Regions from separate parts of the Homo sapiens genome. Here region 2 is linked to region 1. Evidence: read pairs that join two places in POLR2A ChIA-PET (ENCODE). Cell type or tissue: GM12878. All regions are shown on one strand.

Region 1 (8,000 bases):
GTTTTTAACACGAAGGGATTTTGAATTTTATCAAAGGCCTTTTCTGCGCCTATTGAGATAATCATGTGGTTTTTGTCTTTAGTTCTGTTTATGTGATGAATTATGTTTATTGATTTGTGTATGTTGAACCAGCCTTGTATCCTGGGGATGAAGCCGACTTGATCGTGGTGGATCAGCTTTTTGATGTGCTACTGGATTTGGTTTGCTAGTATTTTATTGAGGGTTTTTGCATCAATATTCATTAGGGATATTGGCCTGAAGTTTTCTTTTTTGTTGTATCTCTGCCAGGATTTGGTATCAGGATCATGCTGGCCTCATAAAATGGGTTTTCAGTGGTTTGGAATAGTTTCAGAAAAAAATGGTACCAGCTTCTTTTTGTATCTCTGATAGAACTCAGCTGTAAATCTGTCTGGTCCTGGACTTTTTTTGGTTGGTAGGCTATTTATTACTGCCTGAACTTCAGAACTCATTATTGGGCTATTCAAGAATTCACCTTCTTCCTGGCTCAGTCTTGGGAGGGTGTATATGTCCAGGAATTTCTCCCTTTCTTCTAGATTTTCTAGTTTATTTACATAGAGGTGTTTATAGCATTCTCTGATGATTGTTTGTATTTCTGTGGGGTCAGTGGTGATATCCCCTTTATAATTTTTTATCGTGTCTACTTGATTCTTCTCTTTTCTTCTTTATTAGTCTAGCTAGCAGTCTATCCATTTTATTAATTTTTTCAAAAAAGAGCTCCTGGATTTGTTAATTTTTCAAAGGGTTTTTCATGTCTCTTTCTCCTTCAGTGCCACTCTGATCTTGGTTATTTCTTGTCTTCTGCTAGCTTTGGGGTATGTTTGCTCTTGATTCTCTAGTTCTTTTAATTGTGATGTTAGGGTGTCAATTTGAGATCTTTCTAGTCTTTGATGTGGGCATTTAGTGCTATAAACTTTCCTCTTAACACTGCTTTAGCCATGTCCCAGAGATTCTGGTGGATTGTCTCTTTGTTGTCAGTGGTTTCAAAGAACTTCTTGATTTCTGCTTTAATTTTATTATTTACCCAGGAGTCATTCAGGAGCAGTTGTTCAATTTCCATGTAATTGTGTGGTTTTGAGTGAGTTTCTTAATCTTGAGTTCTAATTTGATTGTGCTGTGTTCTGAGAGACTGTCGTGATTTCAGTTCATCAAAAAAAAGATTATTTTGCTTTTGCTGAGGAGTGTTTTACTTCCAATTATGTGATCGATTTTAGAGTACGTGACATGTGGCACTGAGAGGAATGCATATTCTCTTGTTTTGGGGTGGAGAGTTCTGTGCATATCTATCAGGTCCACTTGATCCAGGGCTGAGTTTAAGACCTGAATATCTTTGTTAATTTTCTATCTCAATAATTTGTCTAATGTTGATAATGGGGTGTTAAAGTCTCCCACTATTATCATGTGGGAGTGTAAGTCTCTTTGTATGTCTCTAATAATTTGTTTTATGAATCTAGGGTCTCCTTTATTGGGTGCATATGTATTTAAAATAGCTCTTCCTGTTGAATTGAACCCTTTACCATTATGTAATGCCCTTCTTTGTCTTTTTCAATCTTTGTCGGTTTAAAATCTGTTTTGTCAGAAACTAAGATTGCAATCCTTGCTTTTATCTGCTTTCCATTTGGTTGGTAAATTATCCTCTATCCCTTTATTTTGAGCCTATGTGTGTCTTTGCACATGTGTCTCTTGAATACAGCACACTAATGGGTCTTGACTGTTTATGCAGCTTGCCGTTCTGTGTCTTCTCATTGGGGCACTTAACCCATTTACATTTAAGGTTAATATTGTTATCTGTGAATTTGATTGTGTCATCATGATTCTAGCTGGTTATTTTGCAGACTTGTTAATGTAGTTCCTTTATAGTGCTATTGGTCTTTGCACTTCAGTGTATTTTTGTGGTGGCTGGTAATGTTTTTTCCTTTCCATATTTAGTGCTTCCTTCAGGAGCTCTTGCAGGGCAGGCCTGGTGGTGATAAATTCCCTCAGCATTTGGCTGTCTGAAAAGGATTTTATTTCTCCTTCACTTATGAAACTTAGTTTGGCCAGATATGAAATTCTGGGTTGGAAATTCTTTTCTTTAAGAATGTTGAATGTTGACCCCCAATCTCTTCTGGCTTGTAGGGTTTCTGCTGAGAGGTCCACTGTTAGTCTGATGGGCTTCCCTTTATAGGTTGCCCGGTCTTTCTCTCTGGCTGCCCTTAGCTTTTTTTTCTTCATTTTAACCTTGGAAAATCTGATGATTATGTGTCTTGGGATTGATCTTCCCATGGAGTATCTTAATGGGGTTCTCTGGATTTTGTAAATTTGAATGTTAACCTGTCTTGCTAGGTTGGGGAAGTTCTCCTGAATGATATCCTGAAGTATGTTTTCCAACTTGGTTTCGTTCTCCCTGTCTCTTTCAGGTACCCCAATCAGTCGTAGTTTCAGTCTTTTTACATAATCCCATAGTTCTCGGAAGTTTTGTTCATTCCTTTTCATTGTTTTCTTGTCTGCTGTCTTATTTCAGTAAGATAGTCTTCAAGCTCTGAAATTCTTTCCTCTGCCTGTTCTATTTGGCTACTGATACTTGCAGTTGCATTGTGAAGTTCTTGTGTCGGGTTTTTCAGCTCCATCAGGTCATTTATATTCCACTCTAAACTGGTTATGCTGGTTAACAGCTTCTGTAATGTTTTATCATGGTTCTCAGCTTCTCTGCATTGGGTTAGGATATGCCCCTTTAGCTTAACAAAGTTCATTATTACACGTCTTCTGAAGCCTACTTCTGTCAATTCATCCATTTCAGCCTCCTCCTAGTTCTGTGCCCTTGCTAGAGAGGTATTGCAATCACTTGGAGAAGAATAAGCACTCTGGCCTTTTGAGTTTTCAGCATTTTTTGTTGTTGTTGTTGATTCTTTCTCATCTTTCTGAGTTTATCTAGCTTTGATCTTTGAGGCTCCTGACCTTTGAGTGGGGTTCTTGTGGGGACTTTTTTGTTGATGCTCTTGTTGCTTTCTGTTTGTTTTTCTTTTAACAGTCAGAATGCTCTTCTGTAGGGCTGCTTCAGTTTGCTGGGAGTCTACTCCAGACCCTGTTTGCCTGGGTCCCTCCCACACCTGGAGGTGTCACCAGTGGAGGCTACAGAACAGCAAAGAAGACTGCCTGCTCCTTCCTCTGGGAGCTCTGTCCCAGAGGGGCACCACCCTGATGCCAGTGGGAATGCCCCTGTATAGGGCGTCTGGCATATCCTGTTGTGGGGGTCTCACCCAGTCAGGAGACATGGGATCAGAGACCCGCTTAACAAAGCACTCTAGCTGCTCCTCAGTGGAGAGGGTGTGCTGTGCTGGGGAAATCCCACTCATCCAGACTGCCCTGACTCCTCAGAGACACCAGGCGGAAAGACTAAGTCTGCTGATCCGCAGAGACCATGGCTGCCCTTCCCCTACGAGGCTCTGTCCCAGGGAGATGTGAGTTCTGACTATAAACCCCTGGCCTGAGTAGCTAAAATTCCCACAAGGAGGCCCCACTGGTTGAGGAGGGACGGGTAAGGGTCTGGCCTAAAGAGTCAGTCTGGCCATGATCTGCCACAGCCACTGTGCTGTGCTGTGGGGAATTCCTCCTGGGTCCAAACCACCCAATCTCCCCAGCATCCACAGGGGAAAACCAGCAGACTGGAGCTGCAGTGGTGGCTGCTGCCCCTCCCACTGGGAGCTCAGTCATCTTAGGCAGCAGGAAGCCACAGTGATAATGGCCACCCTTCCCCCTGGGAGCTCAGTTGGTCTTAGGCAGCAAGCAGCTGCAGTGATGACAGCCGCCCAAGCCCCTGGGAACTTGGTAGTCTTAGTCAGCCTCCAGCCGAAATGTCCGCTGAGAACCTGCACAGCTCTGTGCTGGGAACCAAAGCCCTGGTGGTGTGGGCTCATGAGAGGGGGTATCGTGATCTGTGGGTTGCAGAGATCTGTGGAAAATGTGTGGTTTTCCCAGGCCGTGTAGCACAATCACTCACCGCATCTCTTGGCTGGGGTTGGGAGCTCCCCTTCCCCTGTGCAGCTCCTGAGTGGGCCATCACTCCACCCTGCTTTTCCTTGCTCTCCGTGGGTCACGCCAACTGCCTAGTTAGTCCCAGTGAAAGAACCTGGATACCTCAGTTGCTGGTACAGGATTCACTTGCCATTTTCGTTCTCAGTGGGAGCCTCTGACAGCAGCTGTTTCTGTTTGGCTATCTTGGCCCCTCCCCCAGCACAGATTTTTATAAAACTAATGGCTATAGTGCACAGTCCTAAGATTCCGAAAAGAGGTTAAACTTTTATTTGGGAATAATACACTGAAAAGACAGGTACGATGTTGTTCTGATTGAAAAAGCTCCATAAAATAATTGAACACGTACTATTAGGTAAACTGAAAACTAGAAAAATTATTATCTAAATGATGTAACATTATTAAGCACTGTGACAAGGATTCTAGCAAAACTGCAAAAAATCCTGTTCCGCACTTCTGGTATAAAATATCTTTTTGTTCAGGCATGATGGGGCACTGTGTCTGCTAGCCATAGTCGGCATGTTTTATCTTCTAGTTAACGTATATCAAACCCAGCACTCAAATACAACTTTCCAGATCCTGGATGTGACAGTGAAGCACTGTTCAGAGCCCATTTTCTTTGGCCATTGATCTCAGATGCACCCTGAAACAAAAGTATTTACAACAACAATGAAAGATGAGTTTGCATGGAACATTTAAACTTTATGTTCTTTAGTTTTGCCACCTCTAAAATGAGAATAATCATTTTAGCTTACCTATTAGAGTTGTTCCAAAAAGTACTTAAGATGATTGTGAAAGACAATCACCTTAAAGAAAAAAGGACTACTTGATGGTTACATATTACAATAAGCACAAAAGAAAAGTGGACTTAAGTTTCATATCAGGGTAGGAACAGGATGGTTTCAGCTTTTGAGAGTATCATGAGTAGGTGTCATTTAACTGAATGAATGGAATGAACCATGTGTATTATATAAATAAGCATATACATATTTTATAATCTTGTGATATTTACCAGATACTTGTTATCTACTAGTTCTTTGTAAAATACAAAATATGTGTATATTTTTGTGTTGACCTATACACAAAACTCTAATTCAGGACTTTAGATATAGCCAACGAAACAGCTACTTTCAGCTCCCACAAAAGTAAATGAATATACAACGTATTTTGCCAGTACCATAAGCAATGAGTCAACAGGCCCCATAACATTTTTTGGTTACATGTTTTGAGTGACCACATTTTGAGTTACAGGGATTACAGATCTCATGGCCATAAAAAGTAATAACACTCCCACCCCATCAGTTATTGCATTTATATCTAGCTTATTCATTTCTGCCTCCACATTGGGTAACTAGGGAAACAATGATGTCACTGCTCAGTGTGGTACTTAGAAACTTCTTTAATTAGGCTTATGGTTGGGGAAGCCTACAGTCATTTAATGAGTCTCACCTCTACCACTGCAATAAACTCATAGAACTTTTATTTTTCCGGGCTGCTGATAGGGGAAAGATTATAATTCTATCTAATGCATTGTTTTGGAAAAAATATGTATTCTAAAGCATATTTTTACTGAAAAATCATCTGTGTGTTTGCAACAGGAGTTTTTTGATGTACATTGACAACATTGAGGCAATTATATGACCCAAATTAAATGTTCCTTGTGGGACCGTGGTCCTTTGAGCAGTCATCCTTCCCCTGGCCCTTCCTGGCACCTAGCTTTTGGTCTGAGAGGCTGGGTTTCCATTTTGCTCTTCTTTATTATGATTTTTCCTACTCTGTCATGTTGGTAACAGCAAGTTTTAAAAAATAAACAGTATCTGAATGTAAAAGCCACCTGCCCCCAAAATGGGATAGAAATTAAATATCAGTCTTTCTAGTAAAATAAATAAATGGTCACTCAGTACAGCTCAGCCATCACTTGCTTAATATGTTTGATATAGTTTGGATATTTGTTTCCTCCAAGTCTCATGTTGAAATTTGATCCCCAGTGTTGGAGGTGGGACCTGGTGGGAGGTGTTTGGATCATAACGACAGATACCTCATGAATGGCTCAGTTCCATCCTTGTGATAATGAATGAGTTCCTACTGTATTAGTCTCTGTGAGAACTGATTGTCTAAAAGAGCATGGCACCTTCTCCTCTCTCTCTTTTCTCCTCTCTCACTGTTAGATGCCTGTTCCCCCTACTCTTCCTCCGTGAGTGGAAGCTTCTTGAAGCCCTCACTAAAAGCAGATGCTGACATCATGCTTCTTGTACAGCACCCACAGGGGAAAACCAGCAGTAAAGGCTGCAGAACTATGAGCCAAATAAGCCTTTTTTTTTGATACATTACCCAGCCTTAGGTGTTCCTTTATAGCAATGCAAATGGATTAAGTCAATGTTTGTGTTCTTAATTTCCAAAATTATTTCCGTCATCTTATTTTTTCAAACTTTCTACACTCCCAACTGCCCTCCCTCAGCTGTTGACCTAATAATATAATTTGTTGAGAAAATGGAAGCAACCAGAGATGAATTCCATTATTTTCCCACCATCTAAGCCACACACCTACCTATATCCACACCTGTCTATACTCTACCTTCCCTCTGCCTCTATGAATGAAGGGTCCCTGTTCTGGGCAAAGGCCAACCCCTATCCTTGGGCTCAAGATCCTACCTGCTCTAATTCCCAATTTCCCCTCCCCATCTTGCATGTGTTTCTTCCTCTCTGTTGGGCATGCTTATCATTCCTATGGTCTACTGTCTCCCAACTTTAAAAAACCTTGCCTTGATCCAACCTACAGAATGGGAAAAAATTTTTGCAATCTACCCATCTGACAAAGAGCTAATATCTAAAATCTACAAAGAACTTAAACAAATTTATAAGAAAAAATCAACCCCATCAAAAAGTGGGCAAAGGATATGAACAGACAATTCTCAAAAGGAGACATTTATGCAGCCAATGGACACATGAAAAAATGCTCATCATCACTGGCCATCAGAGAAATGCAAATCAAACCACAATGAGATACTATCTCACACCAGTTAGAATGGCAATCATTTAAAAGTCAGGAAACAACAGATGCTGGAGAGGTTGTGGAGAAATAGGAACACTTTTACACTGTTGGTGGGAGTGTAAACTAGTTCAACCATTGTGGAAGACAGTGTGGTGATTCCTCAAGGATCTAGAACTAGAAATACCATTTGACCTAGCCATCCCATTACTGGGTATATAAAGCATGCTGCTATAAAAACACATGCACATGTATGTTTATTGCAGCACTATTCACAATAGCAAAGACTTGGAACCAACTCAAATGGCCATCAATGATAGACTGGATTAAGAAAATGTGGCACATATACCTCATGGAATACTATGCAGCCATTAAAAAAAGGATGAGTTCATGTCATTTGAAGGGACGTGGATGAAGCTGGAAACGGTTCTGAGCAAACTATTGCAAGGACAGAAAACCAAACACCACATGTTCTCACTCATAGGTGGGAATTGAACAATGAGAACACGTGGACGCAGGGCAGGGAACATCACACACTGGGGCCTGTCGTGGGGTAGGGGGCAGGGGGAAGGATAGCATTAGGAGAAATACCTAATGTAAATGACAAGTTAATGAGTGCAGCAAAGCAACATGGGACATGGATATATATGTAACAAACCTGCACTTTGTGCACATGTTTTCTAGAACTTAAAGTATAAAAATAAATAAATAAATAAATAAATAAAAATAAAAAAACCTTGCCTTGATCCTATGTAGGGTCAAGCTGTTGGCCCATATTTCTCCTCCCCAGTCACTGTCAAGTGCGATATATTTCAAAAGGGAGACAATAGCTGAGAAGTCAAAGGTCCACAGGATTTGGACCCTTGAAAGAATGTCTACCATTTGCTGTCTTCATTTCCCCATTTCCTATTCTCTTCAAACTCCTCATATTGAGTGTCTTCTCCACTGGAACTGCTCTTGTCAGGGTTCCCAGTAATCCAAT
Region 2 (8,000 bases), 120 kb after region 1:
GTAAACACTAAGTGTCCAGTTTCGGAGTTTTGACAAATATATCCCTGTGTGCCCAAACCCTTACTGAGATATAAAATATTGTCATCACCTGGGAAGGTCCCTCATTTATCTTTCCTGTCAATCCCTGTTCCTAATCCCTTTCCCAAACCCAGAGGCAACCACTGTTTTGATTTTTTTCACCACAGATTAGCTTTGTCTATTCCATAATTTCATATGAATGGGTCAAATAGGATGAATTCTTTGTGTAAGACTTCTTTCACTCAGCATAATCTTTTTGAGATTTGTTGACGTTATTGTGTGAACAGTAGTAGCTCATTCTTTTATACTGCTAAGTAGTATTCCATTGTATGACTAAACCACAGTTTGCACACTTATTTTCTCTCTCTCTCTCTCTCTCTCTCTCTATCTTTGAGATGGAGCTTCACTCTGTTGCCCAGGGTGGAGTGCAGTGGCGTGATCTCAGGTCACTGCAAGCGGGTTCAAGCGATTCTCTTGCCTCAGCCTCTTGAGTAGCTGGGATTACGGGCACTCACCACCACACTCGGCTATTTTCTGCATTTTTAGTAGAGACAGGGTTTTCACCAGGTTGGCCAGGCTGGTCTTGAACTCCTGACTTCAAGTGATCCGCCTGCATTGGCCTCCCAAAGTGCTGGGATTACAGCAGTGAGCCACCGTGCCCGGCCCCTGTGCATTCGTTCTCTTCTTGATGGATACCTGGGCTGTATTCAGTTTTTGACTATTACTTATAGAGCTGCTATGAACACTCTTATACAAGTATTTTGATAAACATATGTTTTCATTTCCCTTAGGAAAAGACCTACTTATGTAATTGCAGGATCACAGCTAGTATATATTTAGTTTCTGAAGAAAATGCTATTTATTTTTCCAAAGTTGATGTACCATTTTATGTTCATATCAACAATGTATGGGAGTCCCAGTTGCTCCCCATCTTTGCTGACATTTAGTGTATTCAGTCTTTATATTTTAAGCCATCCTGGCAGTAGTGATACTTCAGGTTTTAATTTGCATTTTCCTAATGACTAAAGATATTGAGCACGTTGTCATGTGCTTATCTGCCATTTATATATCTTCTTTGGTAGAGTGTCTTCCATCCATTCAAAAAATGTTTTCTCTTTATTAATAAGTGGGAGTCCTTTACATATCCTGGATATCAGTCCTCTGTCAAGTTTATGTTTTGTAAATAATTTCTTCCAGTCTATGTCTTGACTATTCATTTTTTAATGGTCTCTTTTCATGAGAGGTTTTTTATTTTGCTTAAATCTAATTTATCAATTTTTTTGTGGTTATTGCTCTAGGTGGCCTAAACAAAGCACATTGATATTAATAAATGGTGTTCACAAAATGTGTTGTAGGCTCAAGATAATCCAAAGCTTCACTGTGGTCACTGTAACAGAAGTATTTCCCTAAAGAAACTTCCATGTCCGTACATACTGGGAACAACTGAGGAAAACCTGGTGATCTGTTTACACTCTCAAGAGCATCCCAGAGAATGAATACAACTCTAGACCTCCCTTTTCACTTTGTTTTATAGTAAGAAGCTTTCTGTTTTGACGGCTGGAAGGAGTCGCCACAGGCAAAACTACCTGGTCATGGCCTTGTTCTGGAATCAAGTCAGCCTTTGTGCTTATAAGCAGGATAAAGTAGATTATTTTAATAATTCATTTTTAATCCATATTTTAATAAGCATATGTTATTGAGATCATACTTAAAATAGTTTAATATATGGCATGAATGAATAAAAATAGACTCCCCAGAAGCTTTAAAAACATTCAAAGAAAGAAATCCACAGAGAGACCCAGGTGTCAGTGATGACATGGGGCAAAATTAAGAGCAGATTGAAAGTGGGAATCGTCTGCTATGAAGAAAGTAGGACTTGGGAAAATAGAGCTCTACTGAAGGAATACAACGATTCTTTAGTGTTGTTTTTAGGCTACACATTGAAGGGTTTCCCAAGATTTTACCCTGGTCTCTTTGCCAACTGCTCTGCTTGTCAGTGAAGCTGTTTGATTTCTCTCTTTGTTTCTTGTTCGAACCAAAAGGACACTCAATACAGACATGACATTTTGAAAACTAAACTCACATCTTTTTCACCCTAACTTCATTGTTGTTTTGGCCTACTTTCTCTTAGACACTTTCTTGAGGGTTCAGGCTGAATGTGGTCTTTCAAACTTTCAAACTCCCTTGAGTACCTCTTTCTGTGATTCCATTCCTAGTGATCATTAATGGTCTGCAACTGCTTCTTTATTTGTGGGGTATCTCGGGCCTTTTGCTTCTTCGGTTTTCTACTTTTTATCATTAAAAATCCCCCCCCCCCTTTATTCGAGACTGATTTAGGAAAAGAAAGGGATGAAACTTAAATGAATGAACTGCTGTTTGATTGCAGGTTAAAATTAGTGGCCAAGTTTTTGTTTGTTGTTGATCTAGTAGACTTTTATAAACCAAAACTAACTGTATGATTCTCATTGGAAGTTATGTTGAAATATGAGATATGAAGAGAGTACCAATTCACAAAGCCCTGGACTGTTCTAACCCTAGGGAATACTTGATGGTGGCTGTGTGGGTGTGCCTGCCAGGCTGGGAAAGGATCTAGCGTAATGGTGAGTTTTGTAACACACCAGCCCAGGTCCAACTGCTTGAGTAGGAAGAGTAGAGGTAGGTGGTTAGTTTTGTGGCCTCCCGGATCTGTTCCTGAAGAAAGCAGATAAGTTCAGGAAGGGAGAAGTCTAGGTTCTAAGTTAGAAATGTCAAGTAGGACTTCGAGGCCTCTGAAATAAAGATGTGTCCTAAGTAACTAACACACAAACATGATGGAAGTAATCATACGGGAGAAACGAGTGGGGTTAAAATCACAGGGCCACATGACAAATTATGTCTGGCTATGCCAGTGGGTTAAATCACTTCCTAAGATGTTGCCAACAGCACAAATATCTGTATTTAGCATCACATGCAACCAAAGAATTAACCAAACATACTCTCCAAGTTTCTTCCCCTTTGGAATAGTAATTCCTGCTATTACAGTGTTTCCACTAAGGCACTGGAGGATCCAGGGCAAAGTCTAATTGTGGTGGGTTCCACTGGCCTGCAGTGTGGGCAGCATTAAGCGGGTACCCGAATGTGGTGGGGGAGGACTGTGAAGCTCTATTTTCTGTGCAGCTCTTCGGGAAGTCCTGTTGCCAGCCCTCCTCAAACATCATTTTCTGCTCATGAATATTATCTTTTATACCAATAGAGGTGGGAGGGGGAACTACCCAGAATTCAGTCTCAAAATCTTTTATCCTTTTCTCTCATTTACTTCAAAATGTATATAAAGTAAAATGCAGCACCCACCAAAAACCATTTCAGCCTGAAACTAAACGCAAGCTCTTTAGCTTGACTATGGGGTCCTTCATGGGCAGAAGGGTTGGATAGAGGAAATGAATTATAGGGGGATGCTTTGCTTTGATTACTACCAGAGTTTAGCAGGAACATCTGGCTTATTTGCAGTTAGATTTTCTGCAGGGAGGGTTCAGCCATTGCTACCATAGCTCTTAGTACCATAAGGTTTATCTGAATCTCTGAATATCTATGCTCTTGCAAGATCCAAATTTCCCTTAAAGTTGATATTTGTCTTTCATTTGTTTCCTAATTAGCATTCAGATTTCAGCCCAAGAGTGCACTGCCAGAGGCATAACACCTCCCTTGGTGGGGACCTTTGTTGGCAGCATTCTAAAATGAATTCATAGGACTGTTCTCTGATTTTCAACTTTGCTTTTGATACAAGGTCTGTGAATGTTTAGTTGACAATACGTGTGCGCCTCTCTCATTTCCTGTTTTTAAGGGCTGCACTTAATTTATTTGAAAGGGTGGAATATTTTAAATTACAATTCAGCAGTTTTACTAAGGAAGGCTGTAAAACACAATGAGCAAGGAGTTTTACTTCCTCCTTCCAACTGCTACTCCCTGTTTTGAAATCTTGATGTCCTCCAATCAATGGGAATGACTTTAACTTACACTGTAACATTTTTAACAGCAACCACGCCATGGCTGGAGCTGCAGAGGGGCATGGGATTCCTGCACACTGTAATTCCATTTTTCCAGACGCCTTATTAGTACACGGAATGCGTCTGCCTGTGCTTGATATTGTTCTATCTTGTTAAGTCCCCTCCCCCAGGCAGAGCATTTGGATTGGTTAAGGAATACAGTCGCTTAGCCAATCAAGTGAAACCTTTCTCCTGCAACCCTAGCAACACCTGTCATTGACAAATGTTAAGAGAAAACCCCTGACAAACCCAACCAGCCCTTGAAAATGGTCCCTGTCAAGGGCAAGTAGGGCTACTCCTACCCACAGAGCACTTTCTGTGGCCAGAGGAGTTAGTGGTTTGTATCAGACCTGCAAAAACAGAACCTGGATGTGGCTGCAGGTGCTTGAGTCTAGGGCCCTATTCCGATCTGCTGTCAATTTCAGCGAAACTGACTTTTGTTAGCCAAAGCCGGTGTTGGAGCTTGGGGTTGTGGGGGGTGGGTGGTTGTCTATGGTGGGGTGGCAGCCGGGTAGTGTGCTCATATTCTCCCATACCAACCAGACCCCCATACCCACCAGAATATTTTCAGTGGCTGGAGGAAGAGTTCACATACAACTTCGGCTCCAGGGTCACACTTCTGTCACTGATGCTAATTTGTTTTGCAGGGCATGGCAAGAGGAGAATTTTCTGAGGGCAGCAAGATACCTGGCTATGTCCCCAGTGGCGCCTTTCCAAGACTTCTGGCTACACATCTTTCACCTCCCAGCCTCGTGCTGAACACTGTTGGGGTGCAGTTGGCCTGCCTGCCTCACCCGTGGGCATATTGGGACACTCCTGTCAGGGTGTAGTTAGACCTAAAAGAGCTCTCACCCCTCTCAGGGAGGCTTCATGACTGAGGAATCTGAAGGCAGATCTGGCAGAAGCTGGGAAGGGGAAGGGAATGGAGAGTAAGAAGGGGGACCTGCCAAAAACATGCACAGACAGTTCGTAGGCAAATGCATGTTCCCACAAAAGACATAATAGCTGTGTGTGTATGATACCCTGCTGAAGTCCCCTTATATGATCATTCCAGTTAGTCTAGCCACCTTGAAAACATATTTCAAACCCTGGTTGAGTAATCCATTGTGCCATGATTAGCTGTTAATGAAGCTGAAAATATCTAAATCATCCAACAAGTAATCTGAATTAATTTTTTATGATTACCACTTCTAGACAAGCTGGTGTCAGGACAAAGAAAGACCTGGGCATACAGACAGAGACATTCACACATGCAGATAAAACGTGTACACACAAGCATGCACACAGATAAACTTAGGCCAGAGGAGCAAAGGAGGAACAAGGGGGAAAAAGTAAAAGGGGAACTTTAAAGACAGTCCATGAATTGAACAGTGTGAAATCTTGTGTCAGACCTGTAAAAACAGAACCTGGATGTGGATGCTAGGGCTTGAGTCTAGGGCCCTACTCTGATCTGCCACCATTTCAGTGAAACTGACTTTTGTTAGTCAAAGCGAGTGTTGGAGCTGGGAGTGGGGGTCTGTGGTGGGACTCTTCAATTCACGGACTCTCCTTAGTGAAGTTCATTTGGTCCTCTCCAATCCCCAGCGTCCCTTTTCCTCCTAGCACCATCCTTCAAGGCCTGTCCTGAATTTAATTTTCCACCGGAGGTTGGCACATAGCTTAAGGCATCCCTTGGGAGCATAAACTGGTAATGACTTGAAATCTTAACCCCTAAAAGGATATTGATATTTTTTCAAAAGGTGCTCAGGAAGGTGTAAAAGAATTAAATCTCTAATGGCTGACTTGTAAATTGGGATTATCTTTATTCTGGAGACTTAGCTTTGCTCAAACATACTTTTTGGGTACAGATCTCCTCTGGGCATTCCTAAGGCCAGAATTACAGGCAAGAAAAAGTGGTCCTGGAGAGGAGGGTGGGTTGCAGTGGGGAGAGATCCATCAGATGGGTGCTCGGTAGGAGGATAGATACTGAAGAGGTGCGGGAGAGGCCAGAAGGCTGAACTTCCACATGGAGACAAACTAGAAGCTGGTTTTATAATCTTCCGTATCTGTCCTTCAGGGAACTTGCAAACTTTCTGGTGGCATGAGATGTAGAATATTACAATACAGATTACATAACAGGTTAAAAGCTGAGTCTTACAATGGTCATATACATGCACACAGGTTCTAGGTTCAAAGTCTCAAAGAAATTAAGTCATTGTGAGAGGATGTAAAATTGTGGACATTTGCCTATTAAGGAGACAAGCAAACTATTTTTTTCCTTTTTCAGATTTTTCAAGTTTTTCAGGTATGTCTGGTCAAGTTTTCTGTGGATATTAGCAACTATCAAGTATGAAGATTATAGAACAACAAAAAAAGCAACATTACATGTTTATGTCTTGCTCTGGAAGTCGAGATTTTTATTTCCTTGTGAAATAGATAATAAAAAAATAAAATTAACAATGTATATACACCATGGTTCTTTGTAACCCGAGTGTCACAAAGAGCTCTATAAAATATCTGAAGTGCTTGAGGTTGCCTAGAGGGAAAAGGTAAAGATTCTCACTACAGAGCTAATAGTTCCTGCTCAACAATTTGAATTTCACTTAAGAATAAACCTGAGAGCCCACATCTGGGAGAGCATGTTTACCTTTAATGTAGCAGTTTGGAGGTGGAGGCATTCCTGGAAGAGAACAATGCCTGATGCATTATAGGCACAAAAATAAAGATTTGTTGATGACACCGAAGCCCTGCCTCCACACCAACATTCTCTCAATTCACAAATACTATCAAAGGAAGAAAACTCTAGAACTCCATTAGAGTGGATATCTCCCCGCTCTTAATCTCCCAGAGATCATTGTTTCCTATTTCCATGGAAACTAGAAGACTTGAAATTGCCAAAACTTGAGAGACACTTGAGATGAAAGCCAGAAAAAAAAAATTAACAAAAGACAAATGTTACAGGCAGCATGTATGACAGTGTGGTAAAGTTTCTGACATTTGTTTGGGAAGATTTTCTTATTTCTTTGCTTGGAAGAATGCAATGATTTCCAGAATGTGGCCATAATAGCTTCACACCATGCTGCTGAATGTTCATCGAGTAGATTTTACTCTTTTCTAGAAAGGAAAGGAAAGACCCATGGGCCTTGGCAGCAATCAAGTGAATGTTAAGCTGTTGGAAATTGCTCTCCTGGCACACCTTGATGTTAACCACAATGAGGAGGCCAGTCTGGCTGAAGTGCCCTTGCTCCCTCCCTTCCATGCAGTGAACAAATATTTATTGAGCACCTACTATTCTCCAGGTAATGTGTCCTACATACAACTAAATGAAAAATTACAACTCAGATAAGAGCCCCTAGGAGAAGTACACGTAACTACTAGAGTGTGTAATAGACAGAACTGACCTGTCAGGGCGGCCAGGCTTTCCTAAGGAAGTGTGATTAAGCCGAGCAGGAGGAAACTAGGCAGTGGTTGTGGGGCCTGGGGAAGGAGAACATTCCAGGGAGCAGGAACTCTTGGGCAAAGGCCTCTGGAGGAAGTGAGTGTTAAAGGAATTGAAAGTAGGCCTGAGTAGCCTGTGTTGGCAGAGCTCCAGAGAGCAAAGGGAATGAACTTGGGGTAAGGCCATTTGGAGAGGTGGGCAGGGACCAGGTCATTCCTAATGCACAGTCTTGAGTCTTGCAGGGCAGGCTTGTTAAGGATTTGGTTTCTAACCCTCCCCTCTCCAGGGTGAACTCAAGCTGTCATAGGAGTGCATGGCATACAGTCCTTGTGTGTGACCTGGGAATGCAGATTTTGTTTCATCTGAAATCTGTCAAAACATTGCCATAGATTTCAGAAGTGAACCACCAAGTTCCAAAGGTTATAATTTCATTAAATGCTTTAAACCTAAATCATGTTCAGTAAATATTATTTTACACATGATGATTCAGTAGGCATCTTGGACTCATCATCACAAATGTCAATTATCATCCTATATTAACC

What was found. Peaks named below come from ENCODE experiments on the same cell type or tissue, not always from the same donor. Only the 100,000 strongest peaks of a DNase experiment are listed, where the experiment ranks them.
Region 2: POLR2A ChIA-PET joins it to region 1 with 7 read pairs; 1 of 35 experiments calls an interaction of 5 or more read pairs at or near these places.

Annotation. Positions count from the first base shown.
Region 1 is chr5:61,197,033-61,205,032 of GRCh38, forward strand. All of the region lies in intron 3 of SMIM15-AS1 (SMIM15 antisense RNA 1), which reads left to right. Among named protein-coding and RNA genes, the nearest start is that of SMIM15, 39 kb to the left of the region's middle. In GM12878, no CTCF peak of the experiment used is centred here; DNase peaks (open chromatin) are centred at 3,749 and 5,359; H3K27ac peaks cover 649 bases.
Region 2 is chr5:61,315,676-61,323,675 of GRCh38, forward strand. It overlaps LOC105378994 (a long non-coding RNA gene), which reads right to left. Exons shown (of 2, transcript XR_007058781.1): 2 at 5,819-6,112. Among named protein-coding and RNA genes, the nearest start is that of ZSWIM6, 13 kb to the right of the region's middle. In GM12878, no CTCF peak of the experiment used is centred here; a DNase peak (open chromatin) is centred at 4,306; H3K4me3 peaks cover 627 bases; H3K27ac peaks cover 392 bases.